Linked DNA regions of Mus musculus: regions 2, 3 and 4 are each linked to region 1. A link is a loop called in an ENCODE intact Hi-C map of the cell type or tissue named here. Cell type or tissue: left cerebral cortex. All regions are shown on one strand. Links, peaks and the distances in the headings refer to the core of each region. The heading gives the core; the rest is flanking DNA. Region 1 holds the start of Zic1 (zinc finger protein of the cerebellum 1). Region 2 has its middle 24 kb from the start of Rasgrf1. Region 3 has its middle 200 kb from the start of Gm31114. Region 4 has its middle 33 kb from the start of Rasgrf1.

Evidence for each region. Hi-C counts contacts between places; a loop is a spot of excess contacts. Peaks named below come from ENCODE experiments on the same cell type or tissue, not always from the same donor. Only the 100,000 strongest peaks of a DNase experiment are listed, where the experiment ranks them.
Region 2: a loop joins it to region 1, with 5 times the contacts of the local background. A loop is called at or near these places in 3 of 42 quality-filtered maps.
Region 3: it touches region 1 in a loop (2.3-fold over the local background); 4 of 42 quality-filtered maps call a loop at or near these places.
Region 4: a loop joins it to region 1, with 7 times the contacts of the local background. A loop is called at or near these places in 3 of 42 quality-filtered maps.

What each region holds. Positions count from the first base shown.
Region 1 is chr9:91,361,294-91,369,069 of GRCm38, reverse strand. It overlaps Zic1 (zinc finger protein of the cerebellum 1), which reads left to right and starts at 3,302. Exons shown (of 3, transcript NM_009573.4): 1 at 3,302-5,034; 2 at 6,448-6,611; 3 at 7,304-7,776. The coding sequence starts at 4,053. The coding sequence ends at 7,501. It also overlaps a transcript of Zic4 not described here. In left cerebral cortex, for the core only: a CTCF peak has its summit at 3,810; DNase peaks (open chromatin) are centred at 3,136, 3,776, 4,906 and 5,593; H3K4me3 peaks cover 2,703 bases; H3K27ac peaks cover 761 bases.
Region 2 is chr9:89,881,554-89,889,329 of GRCm38, reverse strand. No RefSeq gene overlaps it. Among named protein-coding and RNA genes, the nearest start is that of Rasgrf1, 24 kb to the left of the region's middle. In left cerebral cortex, for the core only: a CTCF peak has its summit at 3,422; a DNase peak (open chromatin) is centred at 3,388.
Region 3 is chr9:91,125,083-91,132,858 of GRCm38, reverse strand. No RefSeq gene overlaps it. Among named protein-coding and RNA genes, the nearest start is that of Gm31114, 200 kb to the right of the region's middle. In left cerebral cortex, for the core only: a CTCF peak has its summit at 4,158; DNase peaks (open chromatin) are centred at 2,578, 2,669 and 5,755.
Region 4 is chr9:89,873,339-89,881,114 of GRCm38, reverse strand. No RefSeq gene overlaps it. Among named protein-coding and RNA genes, the nearest start is that of Rasgrf1, 33 kb to the left of the region's middle. In left cerebral cortex, for the core only: a CTCF peak has its summit at 3,158 (motif pointing right); DNase peaks (open chromatin) are centred at 1,390 and 5,354.

The sequences.
Region 1 (7,776 bases), core at 1,516-6,515:
GTATGATGAAGCAGAAATGAGCCGTCAGGATGATATTTTAATGGCTTATATGTCACGTTGGTGCATGTGGCTTTGAACTGGAGCCGCTCGCGTTTCCTGCAGAGAGCGCCGCAAATCCCACTTGATAACTTCTACAACCCACAACTTTTTTTCCCCCTCTCATATTTACTCTTACCTTGTATATTTGGATGGGTTTCCTAAAAATACCCTCTGTCAACGTCCCCGGTGGATTTTCCACAGACTGGAGGAGAGAAGACTGACTTTCTTTTTTGAAGAATTATTTTCCCTCCCCTCTCCCAACAGCCACCCTTCCCTCAGGTCCCCTCCCTATTTTTTTTTTTAAAGCAGTCAAGGTGGGTTCAATATTTGTTCTCCCTAGTGAAAGAGCAGTGCAGCCTCTAGAGGAAATATCTCCTTGAATAAACGATTTTCATAATTCTAGGATCCAACATCCCCCTGTAGGAGCAAAAAGAACGGAATGGCCTGGTGTATCTTTTCCCTCAAGAAAATACATAATAGGTTAAAAGAAAGAAACCCCTAAGACCAGCTGCTTCCGCTTTTTTTCTGTCACTCCTTACAGGAGTCCGCTCAGATTAAGAGAGAAGTGCTGGACACAGACTTGTTGCTGGGGGCAGATTTTTTTTCCCCCTAGAATTTCTACTTCCTAACCCCACAGGCATAGATGCTTAACACTGTCTCTTCAGATACAGGGATATGATCACCATCCACAATCTGACTTCAGGGCCAGAAGGGGTGTGTTTTGCGTGTGTGTGTGTGTGTGTGTGTGTGTGTGTGTGTGTGTGTGTGTGTGTGTGAAAGGCAGCCTGATTGTAGTTCACCCTACCCAAACCAGAATCTGCTTGGTAGGGGACAAAAACTAGAAAGGAGGGTAGGAGTAGCCACTGATGTTCATCCTTCCTCTAGCCCTAGCAAGCTAGCTGGGAGAGAGAGAGAGAGAGAGAGAGAGAGAGAGAGAGAGAGAGAGAGAGAGAGAGAGAGGGAGGGAGAGAGAGGGAGAGAGAGGGAGAGAGAGGGAGAGAGAGGGAGAGAGGGAGAGAGAGAGAGAGAGAGAGAGAGAGAGAGAGAGAGAGAGAGAGAGAGAGGTTTTCTTTTTCTTTTGCTTGGAGAACTGTTAAGTTTTCTAAGCGGACATCATGTGAAAGGATGAGTTGAAGGTCTCTTTGTCTGGCAAAGAGTTTAGAGCCTTGATTCAGTTGCAAAGAAGCCAAATGAAGTTAGAAACAAAGGGCAAATTGAAGAATTCCGACTCTTGGCTTTTTGTGTTTTCCTTACTAGAAAATAATTAGACCTAATGAATATGCAGGCGCTAAGGCTAAATCCTGGGCCAAGCTGATGGGCTTAAAACTGAGCTAAGTAGAACCGCAACCTCCATCGCCCCCGGCTCCACATCCGCGTGCAGTTTTTGAAATGTATAAATGTCGCCCGGTTTAATTGATTGAGTTACAGGGATTTTCCCCCTGCTTTTACGTGCCATACCCCTCTACCTTTCAACAATCATTTTAATATATAGTCAATGGTTCTTTGTGGATGGGACAAAAAGCAACTACGCGCAGTTGTTGAATAGACTTTGCGCTGGGCAAAGACAGGTTAATCGAGGGCCGCATCGCGAAAACAAGCGAGTGTTGTATGTTTGCACGGAATCCAAATGTCTGCATTTTCCTAACTAAATCAAAGGGAGTGTTATTTCTTTTTCTGCTCACTCATCTGAAGGTAAGTAAATTTTCTCTGGCGATCAAAAGCCTGGTTGGCAACAAAGACCGCGCCCGCTTTTTCCACCGTCTTGTTGTGGCAAGTTGCGGAATTTCAATAACTGTGACAAGGGTGACTGATTTGTGAACTGGAAAAGGTTTGAATGTCACAAAATTTACATTGGTCCTATCTACCGGGGATTTAAATACCAAAAAAGTATTCCGGGATCTCTAGGGAGCTTTGGGAGATCCAGAGGAACAATGGCGCGTTGGGAAATTTACAGTTTTACCTGAATGAAAGGGACTGGGATGGGAATGGGAGGGCAGAGTGAGCGAGTTGGGGGTGGGAGCAAGCCACACAACGGACCAGACCGGAGGGGAAAAAAAAGGAAAAAAAAATGAGGGGAGAGGGAGATCGGCAACAAGGTTTCCAAACTGCCATTAAAAACAGAAAACAAAACCCAATCCGACAAACCTCAGGAACCAGGAAAAGTTTAAGAGATCCATCCACCTGTGTTTGGGGGTGAGTGGGCATGCAGGAAGGAAGTCTGCAAAACTGAGGCTGTGAAAGACACCAAGAAATCACGTTTCTAGGAAAGAGCTTGCCCTCGCGCTCCCGAATCTTAAATTATAAACAGGAGAGAGGCCCGTCAAAAAGGAAGCAAACTTCAAAAGAAGCAAATAACAAAAGCTTCCTTTGCTGCCCGGGGGGGGGGGGGGGGGGGGGAGGGTGGAGAAGGGGAGGGAGGGAGAAAAGAAAGTTGCTGAGTCCGGACATTCTGGAAGTGCCTTTGGGGTGTTTCTCGGCTGGTCCCCCCCCAACTGCTGCTCTCGGAGACGCCGGGGGTCTCCAGTCTTTAAACGCTCTGCAGAGGTTTGAAGGAGAGTGGCTCAGGGATGGGGAGGCAAGGGGGGAGGGGAGTGGGGAGGGAAAGAAACAGAGGGAGGGGAGAAAGGGGGACATTAGAAGGAGGGAGAGGAAAGTGTGTGGCGGGGAGGGGGGAGAACATAGAACAAGAAGCAAAACCTAGAGAAGGAGGGGTAGGAGGCAGCGAGGAAGGGGAGGGAGGGAATGAGGGAGGGAGGGAGGAAGGTAAGGAGAGGGGGAGAGACAGGGAGAGGAGGGAGAGAGAGAGAGAGAGAGAGAGAGAGAGAGAGAGAGAGAGAGAGAGAGAGAGAGAGAGAGAGAGAGGAGAGGAGAAGAGAAGAGAAGAGAAGAGAAGAGAAGATGAGAGGGAAAAGAAATCGTGGCATTTTTTTCCTTCCGTGAGAAGAGGGGGAAAAAATTTGCTAGGGGGGAAAAAAAAGTTGCTACTCCTGGCAGCCCTGTTAGTCAAAAGGGGATGTCAAGCGCTTTACAATACCTGGGATTGATGAGGCGGGCGGGCCAATGAGCAGCGCGCGGCGCCACCGCGCGCCCTTCGTTGGCGCGGCGGCCCCGGGCGGGGTGTGTGGGGGGATTGCCGCCTCACCAATCCTCGCCCGCGTCGGTCGCACGTGACCCCTCCCCCTGCTCCCATTCATCAGGGGGGGGGGGGGACGACGACGGTGTCGTCCTTTCAATTCATTTATCTGCAGGAATGATTGCTGCTATCAGTCTCGCGCTCACCGCCCGGCTGAGGAGGTGAAAGTTTCTCCCCAGGAAGATAAACCGCAAAAGACAATATTGTGCATGATTTGCGCCTTTTCTTTTCTTTTTTCTCCCCCTCCTTTTTTTTTTTTTTTCAAAAAGCAGAGAGGGGGAAAAAGGGAGAGTTGAAGGATCGAGGAGGAGAGCCTGAGAGAGAGAGAGAGAGAGAGAGAGAGAGAGAGAGAAGAGAGAGAGAGAGAGAGAGAGAGAGAGAGAGAGAGAGAGTGAGAGAGAGAGAGACTGAGACTAGTGGAGAAGTGAGGAGGGGCGCGCTGCGCGAGGAGACAGGGCGAGCAGTGGCGGCTCTGGCGTTCACATTCCTCTATGCCACAAATCCGGGAAGAAGTTTTATTGGGGGGCTGAGATGTTCTATGCCTTTCCCCGGGCAGCCTTGATTCGAGGCCCTCTCGGCAGAGACTGAGCGGCGAGAAAGTGAGAGCCCGGCCCGCGCGGTTCGAGCGGCTGGCGCTGGAGCCCGCCTTCTACCGGCCGGCAGTCATCTCTCTTGCCTGCCTTTGGCCGGGCGGGTGCCGGCTAGCGCCTGGCCGTTGCCTGCTGGCTGAGACTTCGTTAGGTGGGTCGACTCCCCCTCCCTCCTCCTCTTCTTCCTCCTCTTCCTCCGCCTCCCGTTCCTCCTCCTCCTGATCTTCCCTCCTTGGCGGGCGAGGGTGGGGGGGGGCGGGGGAGGCCGGGGCTTGCCCCGTGCAGCCACGATGCTCCTGGACGCCGGACCCCAGTATCCCGCGATTGGTGTGACCACCTTTGGTGCATCCCGGCACCACTCGGCGGGCGACGTGGCCGAGAGAGACGTGGGCCTGGGTATCAACCCGTTCGCCGACGGCATGGGCGCCTTCAAGCTCAACCCCAGTTCGCACGAACTGGCCTCGGCTGGCCAGACAGCCTTCACGTCGCAGGCTCCGGGCTACGCCGCTGCTGCGGCCCTGGGCCACCATCACCACCCCGGCCACGTCGGCTCCTACTCCAGCGCTGCTTTCAATTCTACCCGGGACTTTCTGTTCCGCAACCGGGGCTTCGGCGACGCGGCGGCGGCAGCTAGCGCCCAGCACAGTCTCTTCGCTGCTTCGGCCGGCGGCTTTGGGGGCCCACACGGCCATACGGACGCCGCGGGCCACCTCCTTTTTTCTGGGCTTCACGAGCAGGCGGCTGGCCACGCTTCGCCCAACGTGGTTAACGGGCAGATGCGGCTAGGTTTCTCCGGGGACATGTACCCACGGCCGGAACAGTACGGCCAGGTGACCAGCCCGCGATCCGAGCACTATGCTGCCCCGCAGCTTCACGGCTATGGGCCCATGAACGTGAACATGGCTGCACATCACGGGGCTGGAGCCTTCTTCCGCTATATGCGCCAACCCATCAAGCAAGAGCTTATCTGTAAATGGATCGAGCCGGAGCAGCTGGCCAACCCCAAAAAGTCGTGCAACAAAACTTTCAGCACCATGCACGAGCTGGTCACGCACGTCACGGTGGAGCACGTCGGCGGCCCAGAGCAGAGCAACCACATCTGCTTCTGGGAGGAGTGTCCACGCGAGGGCAAGCCCTTCAAAGCCAAATACAAACTGGTCAACCACATCCGAGTGCACACAGGCGAAAAGCCTTTTCCCTGCCCGTTTCCTGGCTGCGGCAAGGTTTTCGCGCGTTCAGAGAACCTCAAGATCCACAAAAGGACACACACAGGTATGGAAATTAATGTAGGACACTCTACCTCCCACCCAGGCTGGGCCTGAGATTCCAAAGTTGGGGGAAGAGAGGCACAAATCCAGCCTCAGTGGGGTCTGGGCCTCAGGTTCCTGGAGGCAGGCAGATCTGGTTTTTAGTCTTGAAAGTGTGGCACAGAGTGAAGGATCTGAACATACAGATTTAAAAAAAAAAAAAAAAGGAATAAACCGGGAAGCTGAGTCTGGCTTGGCCCAGCGCTTGACAATCTCGAATCCCGGAGAGGTGGCACGCGTGGGGCATCCACGGAGGTTCCAGTTGTTCCAGCTAGAAACAAATCTAAAACTCTTGATGGTGGCTACCCGTTCAGGGACTTTCTTGAGTCCTTTCTGTTCGAAAAGGTGGAAGAAGTTGAGGTTGAGTTTAAAAATGTAGAAACAAGATGGGAAGAAACAGGAGGTAGGTACAGTTGGGGTAGAAAGTACAATTTGGATCTGAGGAGGACATTAGGTTTATGCACATTGGAAGAGATACATTTTACAACGATGCATCCGGGTTTGAGGAGTGAGTCTAGTTGGTGAAAGACACAGAAATCCTAATTGTCTGTTATACAGCGTAAGGTCTGTTCTTAAAATGCGGGGTTCCTGAGTTGGACTTTAGAAATAGCGACAAGTCCAAAGCTTAAAGAAACAAAAGAAACAAAACCAACAGAAACAATAACAAAACAAGTTCCAGGCAATTTAAGGCTTCGAGAGGGGGCAGCCTGGAAATTATGCGCCCCTTGGGTCCTAGTCAGGGGATCTGATCGCCCTCTGTATTTGGGCATTATCTAGTGGAAGAGAATCCGACATGAACTCTAGATTTAATGGCCCAGGCAGGTAAAATCTCCTCCCCCCTTTCTAGATTAGGCCATAAAATGTGGTGTGTGTAGGGGGTGGGGTGGAGTTGAGTGGAAGTGGCAACCAACGGGTGCAGTGTGTCTGGGACGGAAAAAAATTGGGGGAGAAAAGAGCAAAAGCAGGAGAATCAGCCGGGTCCCAAAAACTAGTAAGGGCAGAGCTAAGTAGAAGCCGCTGGGTAACCTCTGTTAAGACCTGGGCAGAAAAGCCAATTTCTAGAGACACTGCTATTCTGAAGTGAAAAAAAAAATTTTTTTCTTCTCTCGCCACTCCTATTTCTACTACTACCATCAGTATGACAAAGTAAAAATAAAATGTAGATATAATTGTCTTGAGTGTTAAAAAAAGTATAGTTACGTTATTCATAGTTCCACTACAGCTGCACCAATTTACTAAAACTCCAGATTTTAAGCTCGGGGGAGCCCCCCCCCCCCCCCCCCCGCCTTGGGCAGCCAGCATTTTAATTCATCTCCTAAATTCTGAAAACAGCTACCGATTTCTTTTAAATAAGACCATCTTTCAACTTTTACGTTAGGGGAGAAGCCCTTCAAGTGCGAGTTCGAGGGCTGCGACCGGCGCTTCGCCAACAGCAGCGACCGCAAGAAGCACATGCACGTGCACACGAGCGACAAGCCCTACCTTTGCAAGATGTGCGATAAGTCCTACACGCACCCCAGCTCTCTGCGTAAACACATGAAGGTAACGCCGCCGTCTGGCCGCTCGCCTTCGAGCGAGAGCCTTTTCTGGGCCCAGGCTCGGGCCAGCCACCCGGGAGCGGCTTCTGGGCGGCGGCAGGAGCCGCAGGAGGCGGAAAGGCAAAGGGTTTCACTCTGCTGAGTGGAAAGTGGAAGAGGGAACAGGGGCGGGAAAGATAGTTGCACCAGAGGCCAATTAAACTCACTGTTTCATAATGAAAGTAAAAATAAGTGAGGTGACTCCGAGGCCCCGCTGTCAGAGCTGCTGCGGTGAACGCGGCCATCGCTCCTGGTAGTCAGGAGCAGGCGGGCGAGATGCTGCGGTCTTGGGCTCAGCTCTCAAAATCCGCTCTCCTCAAAGTGGGCAGGCAAACTTTAGGAAGGGAACTTTCCTAGCCTCTGGCCTCAAAAGCAGCCTCCTCCTTCCCAGCCCCCCTCCTCTTTTTCTTTTGTGAGTACTGTAGGGCAGAGTCCCCTCCTGGAGCGTGGCGGTGCTGGGCTACGCCGGGAGAACCAAGCCCAAGTCCCATTGGCCCTGCCTGCGGAGAGTCTGGGAGATCCCTGGCTTTGAAAGAAGCGGGGAGGGGTAGGGGAGGGGGTGCCCGGGCGAAGGGAGGGGGAGCACAGCTTTCATAGCCTTGGGTAGCTGCTGGGCCCACTCTTTATCTTCATTAAAACGCAACTTTATTCTCTCAGGTCCATGAGTCCTCTTCTCAGGGCTCACAGCCTTCGCCCGCCGCCAGCTCGGGGTATGAGTCGTCCACGCCACCCACCATCGTGTCTCCCACAACAGACAACCCGACCACCAGCTCCATGTCGCCCTCCTCCTCCGCGGTTCACCACACAGCCGGCCACAGCGCGCTCTCTTCCAATTTTAACGAATGGTACGTTTAAAATCAGAAACAAAACATGCCGACCCCCTATTTAAGAGACTGAACACACACGTATATACGCCGTATTATTGAAAGAATCCTGAAACTCGAGACACCCCTCGTCCCGATCCCGCAAACGTTTTTATTTTTATTTTTGTTGTTGTTGTTGTTTGTTTGATTTTGTTTTTAAATCTGCCGGTAAATCCAGGACTGAGTAAAACAGAGGAGGCAGCAAGCCTTTAGGTTTTTTCACTCCAAATTTTTCCTTCCCCCACCCACCTCTGAAAAGGTTTGGTA
Region 2 (7,776 bases), core at 1,342-6,341, 1.5 Mb after region 1:
CATGAAGACTGCATGTGGAGAGAAGATCCTTGCTATACTCTCTGTTAGTGTCAGCAAGAACTGAATCAAAAAGTAAGAGCACATTTTGTTCAGTGTTCTCTGTTCCCATTAGCATTTCTGCATGCCTGCCTTGGGGTCTATTGGCTCAAGAATACAGGGAAACAGCAGGCTCAACCTCCTATTTTATATTCTATTGTCTTCATGAGGAGAACTTTGGGGGTTTTTGGCCTGTCACTGGCTTGAAATGATAGCTGGGTGTCTCAGTTCCTCCTGGAGGCATGGAGGCAGGTAGACACTCCACTGTCACAGACCTGAATTGGTCTGGAAGCTGCACTACAACTTAGCTGAATCTTCTGAGAGCCACATAAGTAGTCTAATATGGCTTTTGTTGTTTAACTTGTTAAGGCAGGATATGGGAAGCAGGCTCCTCAGACAGCAAGGAGTAGTTTGTAGCAAAGGGTTTCATTAACTCCACTCCCTCCCTGCCACAGGTCCTTTGCCAAGAGCTTGTGCTTGATTCACATCATAGCTTCCTTTGTCTTTCCCCACAAGACTAAATAACCACTTTGTATCCTGTAGGCCTTGATGTATGTGAGGTCTTCTTGGATCACTCTTGACAGAACTATCTGCCTGCTTCCCTTATTCTTCCCCCATATTTGTTGCTTTTATTATACATGTTAGAATTTGAAATAATTTTATGGCTTTCTTATATTAGTCAGGTTTTACTGAGGGAACAGAAGTGATAGAACATATAGCTGTATTATTGGCTTTATTAAATTAGCTTCTAGGATGCTGTCTGAGTAGCCCAATGGCTGCCTCACACTGGAGAGGCCGCAAACCCATAGTTATTCTGGATGTCTCAGCAGCCCAATGTGGTGCTGAAGGCCTGGAGAATTCCTGTAGATCAGCTAGTCCTATGAGCCCATGTGTATGCAGAGGCAAGAGAAAGACATGTGGAGTCCTGTTCTCTCTCTCTCTCTCTCTCTCTCTCTCTCTCTCTCTCTCTCTCTCTCTCTCTCTCTCTCTCTCTCTCTCCCTCCCTCCCTCCTTCTTATTCTCTTGAGACAGAGTTTCTCACTGAACCTGGAAATAACTTCTTAGCAGCTAGCCAGACCCAGTGGTCTTGTCTCTGTCACTGAAAGCACTGGGGTTATGGGCATGTATGACCATGATTGGTTCTGTATGTGAGTGTCAAGGGGACTCATACTCAGGTCCCCTTGCTTGCAATATCTCCATCTCTCCCTCTCTCTCTCTCTCTCTTTCTCTCTCTCTCTCTCCCTCTCTACCTCTACCACCTCTACCTCTCTACCCCTATCTCTCTATCTTTATCTATCTAGCTATCTATTTATCTATCTATAACTTAGCTACTCAAATATAAACTCTGAGGAGACAGGAATCATCTCTGTTCATCAGGAGTAGGTGGACATTTATACTGGTAGGCTATTTGGTTGATGAGATAACATTATATAAGGGGCTAAGGCTCTCTTTGAAACTGAGATGACTGAGACTCTGAAATAGCACTTCAAATTGTTTTTAAAAGATTGTGTGTGTGTGTGTGTGTGTGTGTGTGTGTGTACTCCATCTCTTTACTTTCACCACAGGGATCAAACTCAGGCTTAGTGACAAGCACCTTTACCTATTGACCCATCTCACAGGCCCTGCAGTTTCAGCTGTGAGAGCAATCTGGGTGTGCCCAGGTGTATCTCTTGAGAGGCAATCTCAGCCCATTGCTGCATTGGTGATGGAGCTCATAGGTGCTTAGCTGTGCTATGCTATATGGTAGCAGGTGGACTCCCTGCTGCTCACTCCGAGTTTCTATAACCGGAGACTCAAATTCTCCTTTGTGATTTACATACTCCAGGTATACACTGCAGGCCAGATACACAATCGCTCTATTTCCTGTGAGATAGAATGATCTAAGCCAGTCAACTTGACTATGATATATAGCATTTGCTTCAATCAGGACTGAGATTTAGGTTCTGGTAGTCTTGAGACTTGAGCTTACCAGGAAAGTGTTATGGTAGAATGGGACGCTGCCCTAAGTGGGCAGGGGTTATAGCTGACCCGCACAGGACTTTTGTGTAACTTGGATAAAAGAGCCTTTGGGTATGTGCAGCACTGTCCCTGAACATCCAGCTTGTCAGGTAGAGAACTGGCTGGATATCAGTCCCTTCCTGTTTGTTTGGCTGAATGTCTGGTAAACAACACTAATTTTAGTGTCCAGTGACCCTGAGTGGTATTTAAGGCTGGGGACCTTTTTCCTTGTGTTGATAATTGGAGCCTGTGCTGGTTAGTTTTTGTTAACTTGATACAAACTGAGGTCAGCTGAAATGATGGAACCCATTGAATAACAGCCTTCATCAGCTTGGTCTATGAGACGTTTTCTTGATCGATGAATGGCGTGATCCATTGCACTGTGAGCAGTACCTCCTCTGTGCAGGTGAACTGGCTTGTCTCTGAGAAAGTCCTGTGGGGGACAAACCAGCCAATAGCATTTCTCCCTGGCCTTTGCTCATGCTCCTGCCTCTACTCTTGCTTGAGTTCCATCCCCGACTTCTCTTGGTGGTAGACTGTTACCTGTAAGTGTGTGCCGAGTAAACCCTCTCCTCACCTAAACTGTTCTTGGTCCAAGTGTTTTATGACAGTGATAGAAACCAAACTAGAACAGACCTTGTCTGCTGGTCCTCCCTATAGCCCTTCATTACATTTTTTCAGACACAGCATGACTTCAGGGGCCAAGGAGCTTGAGAGAGAGTTACATCCGTCAGTTGACTGGTAGATACCAGCTAGCAAGTCAGATACCCAGTGTACAATGGTGAGTGTGACTTAGTCTTTTCAGTCTCCTTGAGGCTGGAGGGCACAGGAGAGGATCTTGGGATATATAGAGGACCATGAGGGACATCCCCCCTCACCCCAGGGTACAGGACAGTCAGTCTCTCAGGAGAAGGCAAAGCAGGGAGCCTGTTGGTAGGGGGTGGGAGCTGAGTGGCCTGCTGTTGCAGGCTGGGGAGGGAATCTGTGAGTTGGATGGTTCCAGCAGGCAGGCAAGGCTGACAGAAGTAGAGAGGAGGTCTGTCCATGCCGATGGTGGCAGAGATGGTGGCAGAAGAGATGGTTGCAGAGGCCAGTGAGAAAGGTTTCTCAACATGTATCAATTGACCCATCAAGAGCTGGCTCTGATCTGAAGCAAAAAAAAAAAAAAAAAAAAAAAAAAAAAAAAAAAAGGACTCAGTAGGCTGGCCCAAGCCCGGAAGGGGCAGGTGGTAATGAGGTCTGCTTTGTGGGAGGGAGCCTGCACAGCCTGTTTCTAACACTCAGCCCACACAGCACCAGGCACACGCTTGTGCATGCTGAGCCCTGCAACTTGCAGGGTGCGCTCTTCAGATGGTGCTGCACAGCTCTCTACCCATGCACGCAGCAAGGAAAGGCCCTGTTCTTAGCCCGGAAGGTGCAGGATTTCCTGAGCTTCACCAGCCTCTTACTGTCTCAACCCAGACTTCTTCAAAGCGTTCTGTGCCCACTGTTCTGCCAGGTGGCCAGGACAGCCGGGTTTTGGCTAGCTGCTCTTGGTGTCTCTCCAGGATTCAGTTTCTCCAGCAGGGCACAGGGCTGGATTCCAAGGATGGAAACCATCAGCGTTTAAGGTCTGGTCTCAGAAGCACTTGGATTTCTTAGGTCCATGCAAAACTCATGACCTAGCAAGTTCAAGCCCAGCTCAGAATGAAGAAGAGGCGGCACTTGCCACTAGGTCCCCAGTTGGTAGCATTGTGAGGGGTCTTGCTGTGTTGCTGAGGGTGGGCTTTGAGTGTTTATAGTCTTGACCCACTTCCAGAACACTCTCTCTGCTTTCTCTGTGTGATTGTACTCTTTCGGCTTCCTTCTCTGGCAGCTGGCTGTCATGCCTACCTTGCCATTATAGACTATCTTTCTGGAACCATAAGCCAAAATGATCTTTCTTCTGTGGGTCTCTTTTGGTCATGGCATTTAATCCTAGCAATCAGAAGTAGCTGAAGTAGCTGCTACAGTTGGTGGCAACTTTGTTTAGAAACAAAGGTTCCGCAGAACCAGGAAACTGCAGAGTTGGGGTTCAAGATCGTATAATGCCAAGTCCACATCTTCAAGTTGGGCTCCTCCCTTCAGATCAGAGTGGTGCAGAGCCTTCCATATCACACCCTGGCTCTCCTCAGAAGCATGATACCAGCCCGAGTTCAGGCAGCTTACTGGCAAGGCAATGAAACCTCTCTGCTTGGATCCCGGGTTATCCCCAACTTTCCCACCCAGTAGTGTGTCTGGCTGCAAAGAGCTGTGTTTAAATTGTGTGGAAATAATCCTAGTACTTTAGAGGCAAAGGCAAGGGGATCACTAGTTCTCGTCTAGCCTGGGCTACAGAGAAAGACTTGGTCTCAAAAAAGAGCACTCACCCTTCGCATATGTCCATATGTGCACAATCCTTCCTCCCACATTTGTGGTAGAGTGTAGCTTTGGTAGCTGCAAAGAAACATATGGCCTAGTCTTCATTCCCTGTGTAGGTCCCTCCCATAATGACTAGAGAGTGGCCCCACATTTGTTCAAGTACAGGGACCATTAGCAAACCTGGGCAGGCAGAGGCTTAATGAGAAGGAGGAAGGGGATTATGATGATGATGACAACGATGATGATGATGACGATGACGATGAGGAGGAGGAGGAGGCAGAGGAGGAGTCGGTGGTGGTAAGGGAGGAGACCATTTGGTTAGAGATAAACCATTTGGGAGATCCCTTCATAAGTTCCTTTGTTGTGTATGGCAAAGTGTCTTTTTCTTATAGCCTTAAATGTAACATTATCAGGAAGTCCAGGTTCTCTCTCTCTCTCTCTCTCTCTCTCTCTCTCTCTCTCTCTCTCTCTCTCTCTCTCTCTCTCCCTCCCTCCCTCCCTCCCTCCCTCCCTCCCTCCCTCTCTCTCTCTCTCTCTCTCTCCCTCCCTCCCTCCCTCCCTCCTTCCCTCCCTCCAGTAAGCTTACAAGAAACCCTAAGAGCAGGACAGATCAAGGGCTCTCTGTAACTAGTGTGAGCTGGAAGACCTACCACACCCAGGGAGGCTCTGACGCTGCTAATCTTGCCTAGAATATGTTTTGAAAGACTCAGATGCAGCTGAAATCCCAGGGCCATGTAATAACAGCAGCAGCAGCCTCTGTATCATCGGAAAGAGGTGGAAGGCGAGGAAGAGGAGGAGGAGGTGGTAGAGGAGGAAACCATTTGGTTGGAAAGAAACCATTTGGGAGGTCCTTTCATAAGTTCCTTTGTTGTGTTTGGCAAAAGTCTAACAATGTTGCATCTAGGTCATGGGTTTTGTACCAGACATTGTATATGTAACAAAGCTACACAGAAAAAGAATTTAATTCCCATAAAATAAGTGAAGTTACTAAAATTTCTCCCCATTCAAATCGTTCAAATCAAGTAAATAAATCCCCCAGGCTAGTGAATGTTCCAGATTCAAATTTTATTAATAAGGCATAATTTGTTTTTCCAAGTTTAGGAATTAATTTTTCTAGTTACACTATTTCCATATAGTTTCTATTTGAATCATAAAAAAGAATGTCAATTTCAAAAGTTACATATTGAATATTCATCCATTCCTCCCTCCAAAAGGACACTTTTCAAACTTAGAATGGTAAAAATAATAATTTCAATATTACGTACACATAACAGAAACATCGAAGAGTTTCGTGGTACCATGTCTTCCTAGTTTCCCTTCAGACCTTGTCTTCCTCTCCTCACCCTCCCTGTAGAGGACAATGAGTACTGTATTGTTTGTGTTGGGTTTTTTTCTCCCTGTGGTTCTGTGGGAGCCAGAATTGTTATAGCGCTACATTGTAAGTCTTGTTGCTTCCCACTTCTCTGCTCTCAGTATCGTGCTCCCTGGCTCTGTCCATATCTCTTTATCAAATGTCTAGTGTAACGATTCTAAGGGTTGTAGTGGGTACCACAGAGCTTGCCCGCCACATTCCTTCTCATTTATTTATGTTTTTAAATTTGCATCCCAGACGCTGCGCCCCTTCCTCCTCCCCTTCTTCTCTGAGAGGGTGGGCCTCCTCTGGATAGCCTCCTATCCTGGTGTGTCAAGGACTAGGCGCATCCTCTCCCACTGAGTGGAATTTGTTCTTTTAATCCAAGAAGTTGGCCTGAATGCCCTTTTTTCTCTTCCCTGATAGACCCAATTCAACGAATATTCTTGCAATTATATTCCCAGCCACATGTAGATTCACATGCCTTTATTGGGTGAAATATTCTGGATGTTCTTGGATCTATAAAGCTGAATTTAGATTTTCTATCACCTCTTTATTTCCCACATCGAAAATGTCCAAAAAGATCAAACTGCTAATACTGTAGCTTTGAAAACAAACAGAGTCATTGTAAAGCTCAATTGTTTCCCAGTTAATTAGTAAATACCATGTAAAGGAAAAAGAGAATGTTATGCACTCAGATCTGCTGTATTTCGTTCAAAGCAAATGTACTCTCGTGGCAAAACTTCCCGCGGTTTGTACCGCTAATTTATTTACTAACCAATTTTAACTTTGTACAGATCGTGTAGATAGAAAACTAATAAGGAATAGAATGAACTGTGTTTTAAATTCAATGGATCGAGCAGGTGTTTATAAAACATTCCATTCAACAGCCACAGAGCACACAGTCTTCTCAACTAGGTATTGAGTGTTGGCCACTGTGGACCATATATTAGGTCACAGAAGAAATCTAAATATATGCAGGAAAATGGAAATCATATCAAGTTTCTTTTCAGACCACATGAGACGAATGTAGAAGTCAATAAGGGGAAATTTGAAAACGAATAAAATTAACCAACATATTTCTAAACAACCGATAAGCCAAGTAGGAAATTGAAAAGTAAAATTTGAAAATGTCTTAGTCCAGATGTGATGGTTCACATTTACAATCTTAGCATACTAGAAACAGACAGGAGGATTATGAATCTGAAGCCATCCTAGTTGACAAAGCAAGACCCACCCCCACCCCCCGCAAAAAAAAAAAAAAAATCTTTAACAAAAATGGAAATACAACTTTCTCAAATACTGGGAAGAGGAGACATTGCAATGAATGTCAGAAATATAACCAATTGTAAGAGACCACTGTGAACATCTATCTATACACCATCTCAGAAAAACGAACGAATTCTTAGACATAGTGCAATCTACCAAGACTAAGTCAGAAGGAAATAGGAAAGTTAAACAAAGCAAAAACGAATAAGGACAAGGAAGAACACCATTCTCCACAAAACACTGTAAGCTGAATTCAACTCCCTGTTCTAAAACAAATATTTATCATGATCAAACGGGATTTACTCCGGGATATTAAGATTTTGCAGTATACATGAATGAATAAATGTGGCTGTTACTGAGTGTTTGCTACTGTATTAGGTCCTTTTATCCACTGTCCTCCACCCCTCCACCCCTCTCCTAGGAAGGAGAGAAAGGAGGTTAGAGGGGGAAAGAGGTGTTGATATCTTTAGACTGCTTCCTGCTGATTTGGGGCGTCCAGTTTCTTGGGGCAAGTCTGATCTTCCTCATCAGGATATCTCCAACTGGCGTTGGCATCGGCAATGGCTGGGATGATGGCAGAAATTGCAGCAGCGGCAGCGCTAGCGACTGGAGCAGGGGCAGAGGCTGGGGCAGGGGCAGGGGCAGCGGCTGGGGCAAGGGCAGGGGCAGTGGAGGGACAGGAGCAGCAATAGCAGCTGAGGCAGCAGCAGAGACTGGGGCAGGGGAGGTGGAGAAGCAGGGCA
Region 3 (7,776 bases), core at 1,831-6,830, 240 kb after region 1:
TCTGTAAATTCTTTACACATGGCAATTTCTTTCAAGACAGAAAAAAAAATCTGTAAGAAAAAATTAGAGCAGCAACTGTATGTGATTCGAGAGGGCAGCCCATTATCTCTGTGTGGAAGTGAAGATGTTCTTCTTATTCCAAGATCAGTCTTTATAGTGACAGGAGTTCCCATCCCTAGAGCAAATGCCTCTTTGTCTTCAGACCCAAACAGTGCACTATATAGATATATTAATTACAGCTAATCCACTTGTTCTGAATGTTTTTGCTTGATATTTTGTTCCTTACTATTCAATATTAAATATTCAATATTCTAGCTCCCATTTCTAGAGTAGATATCTCTTTGTTTTCAGGTTCAAACATGCATTTTATACAGATAGATTAATTGCCACTAGCCTCTTGTTCTGAAAGATTGTTTCCTGGTATTTCATTCTTCAATATTTAGACTCTACTTGTCTGTAATCTGGGCCTTGAGAGACAAGACAGAGAGATCAGAATTGATAAGAAAATTTAATATTAGCCTTGGATACATGGCAAGCCTGCTGGGAGACCTGAGAAATATCTCAAACACAAACTAAAATAAAAAAAAAATCAAGATCTAACATAGCAAAGTACTGAGGTGAAATGAAAGATGTTCTATGGACTTCAATTCTACAGTTGCCCAGTAACAGGAAGGAATCATCATTCTAGGATTTTGCCAGAAGATTCTGTGTAAGGATCATGTGCTAACCGATCACACCCCTGGCATCCCCTTTCAAAAGATTCTTACAATGAAATCGAGAAAGAAAAGTGAGGCCCCAACTCTGTCATCTAGGATGAGCACTCTGCGTAATCTAATGTGCTTAAAATGCTTCCTGCAGATCCTACAGAGTTTTATTTGTTTTTATATTCTGACCATGTTTTGAAACCTTGAACTTTGACAGGAAGAAGGACTTCTCCACATCCAAATGATTATCTGATCCACTCTATAAGGAGAAAGGAATGGATTTCTTACTGGAGAGCATTTCTTTCTTAAAAGCTGGTGGGAGAGTAAAATGATCCAGATGTAGAAACCTTGTTAGAGGTCCAGGGATCTCAGATTTTGGAAATGCTTGCCTGGATATGAAAACGCAGGTTGGTTACTAGATGCGAAAGCTTAGCTCTGCCCCTTCTTTCTCTGCCAAGTATCAACAATATATTACTGCTTATTTATTCATTTTTATGATTTACTTAAGTCCTGAAAGAGAATGAATTCCTGCTATGCTTCTGTCGGCTAGTGTTGTGGTCAGATGCTGATGTTCTGAGTCCCAACCATATTAATTGCTGGATAAAGGCTGTAATCCTCCTCTTTGAAGCCCAGGCCTGATTTTTAGGCAACACTTCAAAAGGAAAACACAACGAAGGAGGCATACTTCCTACCATCTTTGAGTTGGCATGACTTACTCAGCTTGTACTGAACACATGTGCCTTACATATTTGGCTCTCCAAGCAAACAGTTCATTTAAATATTAGAAAGGAAAATAAAAGGCCGTCTGTGATTCAAAAGTCTGACCTGTAATTTCTTATGAGCTATTTTGATGGTTTAAATTGTATTTGAAATGGAAACACCAAAATCAGTCTTTTCTTACAGTAGAAAACATCTCTCCTTTTTTCCTTCCCCCTTCTCCCTTCTTTCCTCCTTCACCCTTTCCTCCCTTTCTCCCTCTCTCCTCCCCCCTCCCTCTTCTTCTACCCACCTTTTTCCTCCCATTTCCTTTCTCCCTATCTCTTATTCTCCCCTCTTATGCTGGCTTTTTCCTTTCTTACATGTTTTGGTGTAGTGTCTGATTCCACTAGGATTAATGACACAACCTACACAAATAAGACATTTCAAACGGTTTCTAATTGTTATAGCCCTTGGAAACCTTTTAAAACATAACAGTAACACCATATATTTATACAAAAGAGACAGTTAAAAAAAAACACAAAGTTTTGAAGTAAAGAAGAGTGAGGTCTAAATTTTCTGTGACTATCTGAACCAAATCACCAAAAAAACCAAAGTGAAAAATGACTCAAATGAAGTAGTGGCCAAGACAGAACTTTTGCTTGATGCCTTTCCATCTCTTGCTCCTGCTCCGGCTGTAGGGAAGTACTCATGGAGGATTTCCCAAGTGTACTAGTGTGCTATGTGTGAGAAAGATTAACAGTGTTTCAGATCAAACACGGGCCTTGCTGCATGGTCTTAGGAGATTGTCATTCACGCCATTATGGCTCATTTGCACAGGATTTTCATGCAATATGAGCCTTTGTTTTGATGGCAGTGAACAAGGCCAAGCTTCATCCCTTGTCCTAGTTAGTCAGTCTGTGGGGTATCTTGGTCCCAAAGAACTTGTCTATCGTACAAGGCAACTGTTACCTCAGTTGTGGATTGGCTGTTTCACTCCTCGACTCTCTTTCCTAGTTTTAAGGTGAAAAACTACTTAAACGTGGGTGGATAGCATAAAATTCAGACAACACCTACTTGTGCTAGATTAGATGCAGCCTAAACAGGCAGTTTTGGATACCCGATTCAAAAGAGCACATTAGGAGCCGTTTTAGTCGGGCGCTTTTCCTCCTGTGCTTTCTGCCACGCTTATTTTGATGTTAAAATAACTGGAAGAGTTGAAAAGTTATGCCTGAGCTACACTGAAAACTTTTCCTGACGAGGTATTTATGTTTTTCTTGTACTTAGTTTCACCGGCTCTGCATAGAATTACATATTTACGTATCCCAGTCATTCTTGGCCTGTTTCTTTCTGCAAGTCAAACTAGGAAGAGAGTAGGCGCTGTTGCTATTTCGTGGGTGTTTAAGAATGAAAATCAAATGTAAAAAATCTCGCTGATTATGTGACTTTAACTATAAAGGATACTGTCTTATTAATGCCAGTATATATTCCACCAGTCCGTCTGTATTTAGCTGTACCAAATCTACATGTAACAAGAAGAGATAAATCAAATGGCTTTTAAGTATGAAATTAAGTGTTAAGAGCCAACAGTGAAAACTAGATTAGAACCTAGTCACATTTGAGTTTCTGATGTGTTTTCTCAGCAAATACATTTTAAATCTGTAGCTGTCATTCAGCTTTGGCCCCGACAGACAAGGAATTGGTGAATTTTGCATAGTACTAATTCACTTTAGATATAGCAAAGCACCTATCTAATACATGAGATTTTCAAGCTTGATTTTGTACAAATATATTATCAAAATATGTATTTATAAGATATGCTGTAATCTGTTTTATCTTTGATTGCTTTAAAATTATAATAATACAAATGAAAAAACTTAAAAAGTAAATTCATATGATTTTGATACTCATGAAAATCAAAGAAATTATTTATAACATTTTGTTAATATATATAAATATATATAATAACTCTACTGACACACACACACACACACACACATATATATATATATATGTATATATATATATATATATATATATATATATATATATATGTCAGTAGAGTTATTTTTCCAGTTAGCTTTATTTCATTAATGGAAAAATGTTATATTTGTTACATGATAAGGGAACACTTCTAAATTTTAAGAGTGCATTAAAAACCATACAGAAACTAGCATGTCTAGTGAAATCACTTTAAAATATATGATTGCTTAGAAACATAGATTAAAAAAGGCAGCAACTGATTGGAACATTTTTCTCAATCTGTACTTTGTAAAGTTTCAAACACCCAAAACACTGTAGTATGGTATTGAAAATACACAGTCTCTACCCAAAATTAATTGCCTTTGTATATAGTTCATCCTTCTTTCACACAAATATAATGACATTCTTAAATTTTCAGCTTACATCTCCTGGGCACCAGGCTATTTTTTACATAACTATAGTGACAGAACCTTGATATATAAAAACTAGCTACAAGAACATCTAAACTAATTTATAGATAATTAGAACTAGAAGATAAAATTAAAAAGTACTTATTTCCACAATGACATGTACAACTTTAATACTTTATTCCCTAAGTATTTTCAGTTACTTTAAGTCTAAATACAGACTTTAAACATTAATGATGTGATTAGAATTTACTGGCAGGTTTTGAAAACAAAAACTAAATTAACAGATGAGTGTTTGATTCTGAAACACTTTCAAAATACATGTACAGCAGCGCCCTCTACATTTGGATAGCTTATGATGAAACAGTTTTGTTTTGTTTTGTTTCTTAAGGAACTTTTGGAAGTGATCACTGTAGCTTTGGGATAAGGGATGTGATTGTAACGTATAACACTGCAGGAGATTTCTCATATGAGTCTGTGCTATTTTAATTGAGTGTAGAAAACCCAGCCTTGGAAACTTAATAGCACACCATTCAGAAAAACAAGACAAATAAACAAACAAACAAAACTCCCCTAAAACCCACCAAAAAACAACGGAAGTTAACAGTCAAGAAATAAAACAAGGCTATCTAGCTATTTAGCAAATATGAAAATCTGTTGCAAAGAATTAATCATGTTATCCACGCGGACTTTCAAAAGTCATTTTCAAGGAGCTATAGTCGTCCTATTATTCCTTATGGCCTATAATGTCTTCAAATTCAGGAACAAATAAAAAGGTTAAAAGAAAAAAAAAAACAAACAAACTCTACTTTCTAGTCTCAGCATCTAATAAAAGATATATAGATGTACAGATACTGTATTTAATGTATTCACATGAAATAAAATTAGGTAATATTTAGTGTTTCTGAATATCCCCTCTCAGGTTAAATGATAATAAAACAGTTTATGAAATCATATCGATGTAAAATATAATCAGTCATCTTACAGGTAGACAATATGTACTGCCTGCGATTAATTATCATGCCACCCCATTCACAGATTTGTACATTACCCTTTGAATAATCAAGAGGAAAAATATAGGCACATCTATAGTAGATTTTTATAAAACAGAAGAAAAATCTAATACATATCTGTATCTCATTTTTAACTATAAATACTTTGTTGCTTATCAACTTCAATTAATTTAAGTAATCAAGTCAGTTACAAATATATATGCTTATTAGTAATAAAATCAATCCAGCATATTGACACTGAAAGACATATGTCATATTTCCAGTGCAACTTTTTTCTTTAAGATAAACGGTATATATTTTAACTATAATGTTTGCTTATATATGTCCTCTTAAACATAAGTTTAATACTATGCTCCTGTTATTCTAAATAACTAAACTAAGAACTAAATCAAGAGCCTAAAGCAAAAATCATTTTGTAAATTATTTGTAAGCTTCCTGTAGTCAAAGGGCAGATTAAAAGAGCTGAAGCCAGTTTTTTTTTGTTTGTTTTGTTTTGTTTTTTTTTTTTTTTAAAGGTTAACAGTTTCAATGCCTAAGTCACAGTGTCTTAAATGGGAAACAGGAACACAAAAATATTAAAAATCAACAAGTATGGTTTTTTGCTTTAAAACTCAACAACTTCAATATCTCAAACGAACTCCTGGAGAATATTTTATAGATTTGAAGTCAGTAAATCTGAATAATCAAGTCACTTGGGAGCAGGAAATGTTCCTTTAAATTATGCGCTGAGGCTTTTCGTGCCTTTCAATGCCAGAAAAATCCTAGAACGGGCTCTAAATTTCTAAAGACAAAATGCCAATGACTCTGGGGATCATCTTGTTCATTTTAAGAGCAAATTAAAACAGTGGAAGAATATGGTGCAAATAATTGTTTCCTATGCTCTTTGCTGGTGACTGCTGCAATCATCGGGCCTGATTTACAAATGGAGACTTGAAGGTTTCTCAGCTTCCTGCGGGGCAGGAGACTGTTACCTTGGCACTTGTCCCCTCACCCTTGTAATCACCACTCAGAACCAGGCGCTGGGGCTTCCCATTCCCAGGCTCTTGATTGAACACCTCATTCTGTGCTAACAAGGTGAGGTATTTGAATAGGGCTCCAGTTGGAAGATCATTAATGGTTTTGCTCATTAAGAGTTGCTGTGCTAGTTTTGGTAATTTGGTAACAGTCTAAAATCTCAAGCAGATTTTCCCCGCTCAGCCTAACGGATGAGACATTTAAGATAGTAACAGTAATACCCGTTTCACATTGAGAAGGGGAGTGAACTGCTGACTGTATATGCTAGGTTTGGCAGGACTAATGAAGTTCACTTGGATGCCCAGGTTCATTTTCCAGTTGTTTTAAAGGTATGATTAAAACAGAGCCAAGTAAAGTTGAAGATAAAAACATTTCGCTGGGTGAAATTTGCTTCGAATTAAAAAGAAAAAAAAATCTTCACAAATATGAGAAATGGTAGCCATTTTGTCTTTTATTTATGCTAAAATTAATTCCATTTTAACTCCTTTGTTTCTACAAGCATGTCTTAAAAAAGCACTTAAACGCATATTTTTGTCTTAAATATGAAGTGTCGATTTTTAAAGCTTAGTTCCAGGAATGATTTCCAGAACATTAATTACACAGCTCTTTTGTTTTGAAAGACAGAAAATATTAACAGATACATATTTCTGTTAATAGTCACTTAAAACTAATGTTAAATATTATCTGAATATTTACATTTGCCTTTTATACCCCCCACAAAGAGCCCCCATCCCCGATGTGCAGACAAAGATATATGATCCTGAATATTTTTTATGATTGAATGCATTTGTTTCCATGGAAAAGTACATAGCAATGCCAAATTATTTAATGAGTTTCTTTATAATCTATACTTTATAGAAGATATGTTTTCCAAGGTGAGTTAAGAAGGCTAAATTAAGTACGAAAGTCTTTATACATTATTTGTTAATTTAAAACCTCTACTGTGTTAAGATTTGAGAGAACATAGTGAAAATAAGTTTTCTTACACATGGTTGTTTTTTAATTATGAATCAGATTTTGGTAAAGTTTGGCAGCAACATCACCAGATATTTAATTACTTTTAATGATTTGGATGATTGCCATATTATCATGTAGATAAAAAGGTGGGAATAGAAAGCCAGCTAAGGGTGTAGGGTTTCCCCTTGCTGAGCAAGGGGGCGATTTTAATGTGATTCCTGGGGCATTTTTCTTCTAGGTCATCTTTATATCCCTACTGACTTAGTGTGACAATGCAGTGATTGGGGACATTTGGGTGATCAATTATTGGGATGATTACTTTGTTTCATTTTGCTTTGAGTTCAGCTGGCAATCTTGTGACAGTTCTAAAAGGCCGAAGTTGGCTACTGGCTTATTTTTAACACATTAGAAACCTGCCTACTAAATCTGGAACTCTTCTTTTTTAGTTGGAATTGAATGCAGACAATGACATCTGTGCGTGTATACATATGTATGTATGTGTGCATGCATATATATATATATATATATATATATATATATATATATGTATATATATGTATATATGTATATATGTATATGTATACATATATATATGTGTGTGTGTATGTATATATATATGTGTGTGTGTGTCTATGCAGAAGTGACCACCCCTACTGTGTAAGTAGTTTTTGTTTTTGTCATGAATAAAACCCATAGTTATTGAAATTAATTCTAGACTCATCACAGTTATAAGATATCATTTTTGTCCTATTAAATACTCTGATGTATGGATAATATTTCATAGATTACTTGACCAAATTTCTTATATATGTTAAAATTGTGTTTGGGAGGCACCGTCTCAGAGGCAAAGGGGAGGGGGCTGGGGGAAAGAACTCTGCCAGAGGGATCAGGAAGGGGAGGCAATAATTCGGAAGTAAAGAAATAAAACAATGAATTAATAAAAAATTCTGTGACAAAAAGTTGAAACAGATGACCTTAGTTTCATGTTAAAAGGTTTTAATC
Region 4 (7,776 bases), core at 1,183-6,182, 1.5 Mb after region 1:
CAGCAGTAGCGGCTGGGGCAGGGGCAGTGCGGGGCAGGAGTAGCAGTAGCGGCTGAGGCAGGGGCAGTGCGGGGGAATGGGCAGCAGTAGCAGCTGGGGCAGGGCAGTGGAGGGGCAGGGGCAGCAGTAGCAGCTGGGGCAGGGCAGTGGAGGGGCAGGGGCAGCAGTAGCGGCTGGGGCAGGGGCAGTGCAGGGCAGGAGTAGCAGTAGCGGCTGAGGCAGGGGCAGTGCGGGGGATGGGCAGCAGTAGCAGCTGGGGCAGGGCAGTGGAGGGGCAGGGGCAGCAGTAGCAGCTGGGGCAGGGCAGTGGAGGGGCAGGAGTAGCAGTAGCGGCTGAGGCAGGGGCAGTGCGGGGGATGGGCAGCAGTAGCAGCTGGGGCAGGGCAGTGGAGGGGCAGGGGCAGCAGTAGCGGCTGGGGCAGAGCAGTAGAGGGGCAGGGGCAGCAGTAGCGGCTGGGGCAGAGCAGTAGAGGGGCAGGGGCAACAGTAGCGGCTGGGGCAGGGCAGTGGAGGGGCAGGGGCAGCAGTAGCGGCTGGGGCAGGGGCAGAGGAGGAGCAGGAGCAGGAGTAGCGGCTGGGACAGGGCAGTGGAGGGGCAGGGGCAGCAGTAGCGGCTGGGGCAGGGGCAGTGCGGGGCAGGAGTAGCAGTAGCGGCTGAGGCAGGGGCAGTGCGGGGGATGGGCAGCAGTAGCAGCTGGGGCAGGGCAGTGGAGGGGCAGGGGCAGCAGTAGCAGCTGGGGCAGGGGCAGTAGAGGAGCAGGAGCAGCAGTAGCGGCTGGGGCAGGGGCAGTGGGGGGATGGGCAGTGGAGGGGCAGGGGCAGTGCGGGGGATGGGCAGCAGTAGCGGCTGGGGCAGGGGCAGTGTGGGGCAGGAGTAGCAGTAGCGGCTGGGGCAGGGGCAGTGCGGGGGGCAGGCAGCAGTAGCAGCTGGGGCAGGGCAGTGGAGGGGAAGGGGCAGCAGTAGCGGCTGAGGCAGGGGCAGTGGGGGGGGGTAGGCAGCAGTAGTGGCTGGGGCAGGGGCAGTGGGGGGATGGGCAGCAGTAGCGGCTGGGGCAGGAGCAGCAGTAGCGACTGGGGCAGGGCAGTGGAGGGGCAGGGGCAGCAGTAGTGACAGGGGCAGGGGCAGTGTGGGGCAGGGGCAGCAGTAGTGGCTGGGGCAGGGGCAGTGGGGGGGCAGGAGCAGCAGTAGCGGCTGGGGCAGGGACAGCACGGCAGCGAAGTGCGGCAGCAGCAGCGATAGCGCGGCAGCCGTAGCGCAACGGTAGTGCAGCAGCAGCAGTAGCAGTCGTGGTAGTTGTAGCGCAGCGGTAGCGCAACAGTGAAGTGCGGCAGCCATAGCTTAGCGGCAGCGGTGCAGCAACAGCAATAGCGGTAGCCACGGATGGATGTGGGAGCAGCAGCGCGGCCGCGAAACGGTAGCGAAGTGCAGCCGCGAAGCGCGGCAGCAGCACAGCGCTGGCTTTATAAACTCTCTGAAGAGTCCCCAGAATTCCATATCTAAACTATCTTTAGCGGCAGCAGCACAGCTCTGGCTTTACATACTCTCTGAAGAGTTCCCAGAATTCCATATCTAAACTATCTTCAGCTGGCAAAACCACATGCCTGCTAGAGCATGGAGAAAAATTATAGCCAGCGGCTGTGGGCAATGTGAAGCAGCCCCATATTCTGCACCTGAGATTAAAACAAAATCATATTCACATAACATTTTTGTGTTTTTAAAGAAACCAAAATTCTTACTACACATGGCACATAATAATAGCAAAAAGGAGGCGTTTATCTGAATAGTCGCATAAAAAGAAAAAAAAGAATTTGATAAAAACTGATATTAGTTTATTATAAAACCTCTTAGCAGAACAGATCAAACAAGCAGGCAGAATATGGCTCAGCTGGGAGAGTGCTTGTACGAAGTTTGTAAGCCCAGCTCTACATAAACCAGGCAAGGTAGTGCCTGCCTATGATCCCAAGGTTGCCCGTATAATAAGTTCAGTCTCCTGAGTTGCATAAAAATATCAAAATAAAAAACAAAACAAAGACAAACTAACAAAACCCACAATTCTAGAAGGCCATATGGGACAAGCCATAAATCTTTTTTTTTTTTAAACTTTCTATTGATTCTTGGTGAATTTCCCATCACGCACCCTAATCCCACTCATTCATTTCCCAGTTCCTCCTTATCTGCCCTCTGCCCTGGCAACCTCCTTCTCAAAAGAAATTAAGAATAAAACAAACAAAACAAGAATCTTGCTGTGGCTGTGGAGTGCCATGTCAGAGATATCCAAGTGGCCTATGGTGTTAGCATGAACATAGAGACACAGATGTGGCTTCAATGGCAACAAGGACCAGGATATCAATCCTGGCCTCGTGGGACAGGGCAGGCTTCTCGCGTCTGTAGTGATCCTCAGCACCTGCGTGCACAGCAGCCCCAGTTCCGCTTCTCTTCACAGCGCACAAACCATTCTTTGTATTTAACTCTGGTGTGACACACCTCCCCAACTGGTAATCGTCCCTGCACATGCGCGTGCACCAGGTGCTCTCTTGAGCACATGCATTCTCAACAGAAACAATAACCTGCCTGATAAAGAAACTAAGAAGACAATGTCATCAACGATATATAAAAGAAGGAAAATACTTAAGAGTAGATTTACGCAAAGAAGTGACTGATCAGTTCTCTGAAATTGCTAAAACCTTGAGGAAGGACCCTGAAATTCAGAGACAGGAACAGAGAGACATGTAGCTTGTGCTCACAGGTTAGAATTACTATTGTCAGAATATACATATGGCACAGGACATTTTCTGAGCCGGCATGGTTTCTATCAAAATGCTAATGGCATTCTCCACGGAAATAGAAAACACAATCTGAAAATTCATATGGGGTCAGGAAGACTGAGAAGGTGAAGCAGTTTTCAGCAGAAAGAACAAAGTGATGTTTACAGACATCACTTTTTCTGATCTCGAAATATATAATGAAGTAATTGGCTCAAAGCAGCATGGGCCTGGCATAGTAGCAGAATTAGTGACGATTACAACAGGGAAGTCCGGGATTTGGGGTGGTGGTGGTGACATATATATTTGTGGTCGATTAATTTCATGTGTTAATTTATGGTGTTTTTTTTTTTTTTTTTTTTTTTTTTTTGCCTGTGTGCACGTATGTATGTGCATGAATGCTTGAGTCCCTAGTGGCCAGAAGAGGACATTTTGGATCCCCTGGAACTGTAGTTACAAATGGTTGTGAGTGGCCATGTGGATGTCGGGAGTGAAACCTAGGTCTTTTGGAAGAGCAACAAATGCTTTTCAGTCTCATGGATGATTAATTTTGAACAGAGGTGCCAAGAGCACATACTATAGAAAGGACAGTCTTTTCAAGAAGGAGTGCTGGTAAAACTGGGTCTCTCCATATGTAGAAGGATGAAATTAGACCTTTGTTTTATGCTGTATAAAAAAAAAGACTCAAAATAGATGGACGATTAAGCATAACCTACAATATAAAGCAACCAGAAGAAAACAGAGAAAAGCCCGTGGTGATGTCTAAGTGACCATTTCTAGCCTGGCTTGGACTTTAAAAATCACAGACAACAGAAGCTGAAGGAGACGAATGGGATGGCATTTATGAACAGCAAAGATAGTCATTACTTCAGAGAAGACATACAGGGGTTGGGAAGAAATAATTACAAATTATACAGTTAATAAATATCTGAGAATCCTAAGTTTCTGATAAGGGACCAGTACCCAAAATATCTAAGAAGGTGAAAAAAATGCATACCTGGTAAACAACCTGACTGAAAAACAGGCAAAGGATCTGAATAGATGCTTTTCAGAAGAGAGACGATTGAGCAGCAGGCGCGTGAGGGAAATGTTCAGCATCTCTGGTCAGCAGGGGATGGCAGTAAAAGCCATCACAAGAAGCCACACAACTCGCCACTCTCTGAAGAGGCATGACAGGAAGAAGCATCCCGTGGAATACGGAGGAAAGACAGTCCTGGAGTAGTGGTGAGAAGGTCAAGTACAGCGGTCACATCAGGGAACTAGTGTGAAAGGTTCTTAAAAGACTAAAGTTAGAACTGACATAGCACTCAGAAGTCCAGCTTCCGAGTCACCAGGAACTGACCAAGTCGGCTGAAGGGAGACCTGCATTCCTAGGCTCAGCCCAGCAGCCAAGGTGAGAAAAACAGGGGACGTATCCAACAGTGGTCAAATGGATAGTGAAAATGTGGTTTAAACGCACAGGGAGGTACAGTGAGGTTCTGCACCTGCAGAATGAAGGACATTCTGTCCTTTGGGATAACCAATAAGGACACAATGCACTGGTATTTCAAAATTGCTAAAAAATGACTACATCTTTTTTTTTTTTTTTTGAAAAAGCATCCTCGCCGCAGGGGAAAAATAAGTTGGTAAGTTAATTGATGTTTTAGTTAGCCTGTTTGAATCTTTCCGCAATTGATAAAAACATTACATTGTATTCCATAAATATGTCATTTGTGATAATTTGTGAAGCTGGAAGGTGTGCTAAATAGAATAAGCTAGGCACAGAAAGGCAAATACTGAATCTATGAAAGGTAGCCTCATAGAAACGGGTAGTTGGAAGTACCAAGGGTGTGGGGGAGGAGGAGGGATGGAGAAATGGGAAATAATGATCAAAGGAAACACATTTCCAATATGAAGACAGGAGTAACTTTCAGGAATATATTGCAGGGCCTGGGGAATACAATTTACACGATGCATTGGTATTTCAAAATTGCTAAAAGATGACTAGATTTTTTTTTTTAACATCCTTGCCATAGGGGTTAAAATAAGTTGGTAAGGTAATTGATGTGTTAATTAGCTTGTTTGATTCTTTTTGCAATTGATGAAAACATTATATTGTATTCCATAAATATGCCCAATTATCATCAATTAAAAGATCATTAATCTGAGAACCAGGCACTTTGTTTCTATAAACTTATGGTATAAAAAAATTAAAATTGGAAAATATTTATAGTAGACATGGCAAGTTATTAAAAGTGTTAGTTATTATGACTTGCCGCAGATCAATAGTGATAAAGGTGGCTAGGAAAATGGCTCGGTGTCATGAGTAAAGCGCTGCTTGTTCAGCAAGCACAAGGACCTGCCGCTTAACTTCTGTGTGAACAACCCTAGCGTGGTGGGATCTCACTGGCCAGCCAGTTCAGCCTAACTGACCATCCCTAGGTCCCTATCTCAAAAACGTTTCCTTTGGAATGACTTCTGACCGCCACATGCGTGTGTGCAAACACTCATAGGCACCTGAGCATACATAAACACACCCCCTCCTATAAAAAGAACGAAACTAGCAATGTTAGACACTGCATTCTTGTCAGAAGAAGGCTGCCAGCTCTCTGTGCTGGCTTGATTTCAACTCCTACAGGGTTGGCACTTCCTTTGCTGTGCTAGATCTTTAAGCATTTCAGAGAGGGGCTTGTCTTGCCCAGGCACAGCTGATGCTCCTGCCTGTGGATACACAGGTTAGAATGGGGTTCCGAATGGTGTGACCTCACCAGGAGGGAGCTACATCATACATAGGACAGTGTCTTAGTTAGGATTTTATTTCTGTGTAGAGACCATGACCAACTCTTATGAAGGAAAAGATTTCACTGTAAGGGGGTGACTTACAGTTCAGAGATTTAACCCATCATTGTCATGGTGGGAAGCATGACAGAGACAGGTAGATAGGTTGCTGGAGAAAGAGTTGAGAGTTTTACATCTTGACCTTTAAGCAGCAGCGGTGAATGCCACACTAGGCCTAGCTTGAGCATCTGAGACCTTAAAGCCCACTCCTGCAGTGACACATTTCCTCCCAGCAAGGCTACATCTCCTAATAGCTCCACCTATGTGGGCCAGACATTCAAACAGGAATCAATAAGGTCCATTCCTACCACAGACAGAATGATGGCTATTTTTGGTTATCAACTTTGATTATCTGCATCTAGAATTAACTGTAGCCCAAGCAAGCTGCTGAATACGTCTGTGAGGTAATTTTGTGTATTGAATTATTTGAAATGGGAACATCCACCCTAAATTTTTGTCTTTTGAGGTGGAAAGATCCACCTTAAATCTGGGCCATATCTATTGGTAGCCTCTGTAAAGGACATAGAAGCAGGAATTCTTTACCTGCTTGTCCTCACACTCATAGGCAAGACCTTTCCTTCACTGGTATTGGAGTGTACTTCTTTGGGATTCTGTCAAACCCCCAAACTAGCTGCGACGTCCAGCCTTAAGGTCCGAAAAACTACTGGATTTTGGGATTTTTCCATCTGAAGACAGCCGTTGTTAGAATAGTCAGATACTAACCTGTAAGGCACTCTAATACATTCCATTTTTTGTATAGAGCCATTCTATCAATTTGTTTATCTAGAGAGGCCTGACTCATACAGACAGGGAGGGCGGCAAGGGCTGCAGAGATGAGTCACCGGCATGACCAATAGCTAGAACTCATAGTTCTGAGAAGCAGCGTGGGGGAAGTGGTTTGCTCTCCCTCACCATGGCTACCGGTGACACTTAAGAAAGGCAGCTTGTTTGTCCTGGACACTTGGATTCTATTTGACTCAAGGTCCTGTTTGCAGGCGTGGAGGCTCCTCTGGGGGGATGCGAGGGCGGGAGCCCCTGAACTCAGCAATGGCTCCTCACACCCATCCACAACTCAGGCAAAAGATCATCACAGTCACTGAACTACCATAGGAGAGGGATCCTCTTAGCATCTGAGAGAGTGTGTCTTGTTTAGAAGACAGCCTTAGGAGACACAGTGACATGCAAGGAAGGGTATTAATAGACAGGGGGCTATGGTGGGAGATTAAGAGGCCACAGGGAAAATTCGGTTGTGCTTTACACCTGCTTAGGGGAGGGCAGCAAACTGGGGGATGAATGTGTGATCTCTTGTTTTTCCCAAGGGACTTAACTCTGAGGATCTTTGCCTGTACTCAGTGTGAGTCATATGGAAGGCCCAGACACTCCATCAGCTCTCTGATCAATATCATAGTATCTAATATGATCCAGGAGTTTGCTCCTTAATAGCTTCACTGGCTATTTGTCTCTTAGATTGCTTTCCTGCCTACTCCTCAACCTCATGTACATTGGTCCCTAGGAATGAAATATCTAACAATGGAAGAAAATTAACATTTGGCTTTCCTGGGCACAAAATATAGTTCTTGGGGAATCTGTAAAAGAACAGTGCCCTGTATGGACTGGTCTGATAAACTGGTTAGTAGTGAATGATATGAGGAGGTTGGAGTGTTGCAGGACCACAGGCTAGTTAGGAGTTATCTTGGGCTATCTTTAGCATCCTTAATAACTATTCCTTGCTTATGTGCATGTCTGAGCTGATATTCTTGGGACTAATGGGTAAAACCTCTTGGACTATGGCACCTGGAACCCATGCAGCTATTTCCCTGATGAACTATAACCCGGCTATCGGATGCCTCTGACAAGTGTACTGATTCATGAAATTCTTTGTTCCCTTACTCTAAAAACTTCATGAGGGTCATTGAGATGGCTCAGCAAGCAAAGATGTTTGTTTCCAAGGCTGCTGACCTTAGTTCCGTCCCTGGGACACACATGGTAGAAAAAGAGAATCAACTACAGGTTATCCTCTGACCTCCATATGTGAGCCATAACACAGCATGGAATAACCTATATATGTATACACAAAAAAATAAATGTAATGAAGATTTTATATAAACTTCATGAAATGGCTGCCATATTGAAACATGGAATTTTGGGAAACTTGAATATGTGTCCCTGGGCTCATAGTCACTAATATTTGGCTTG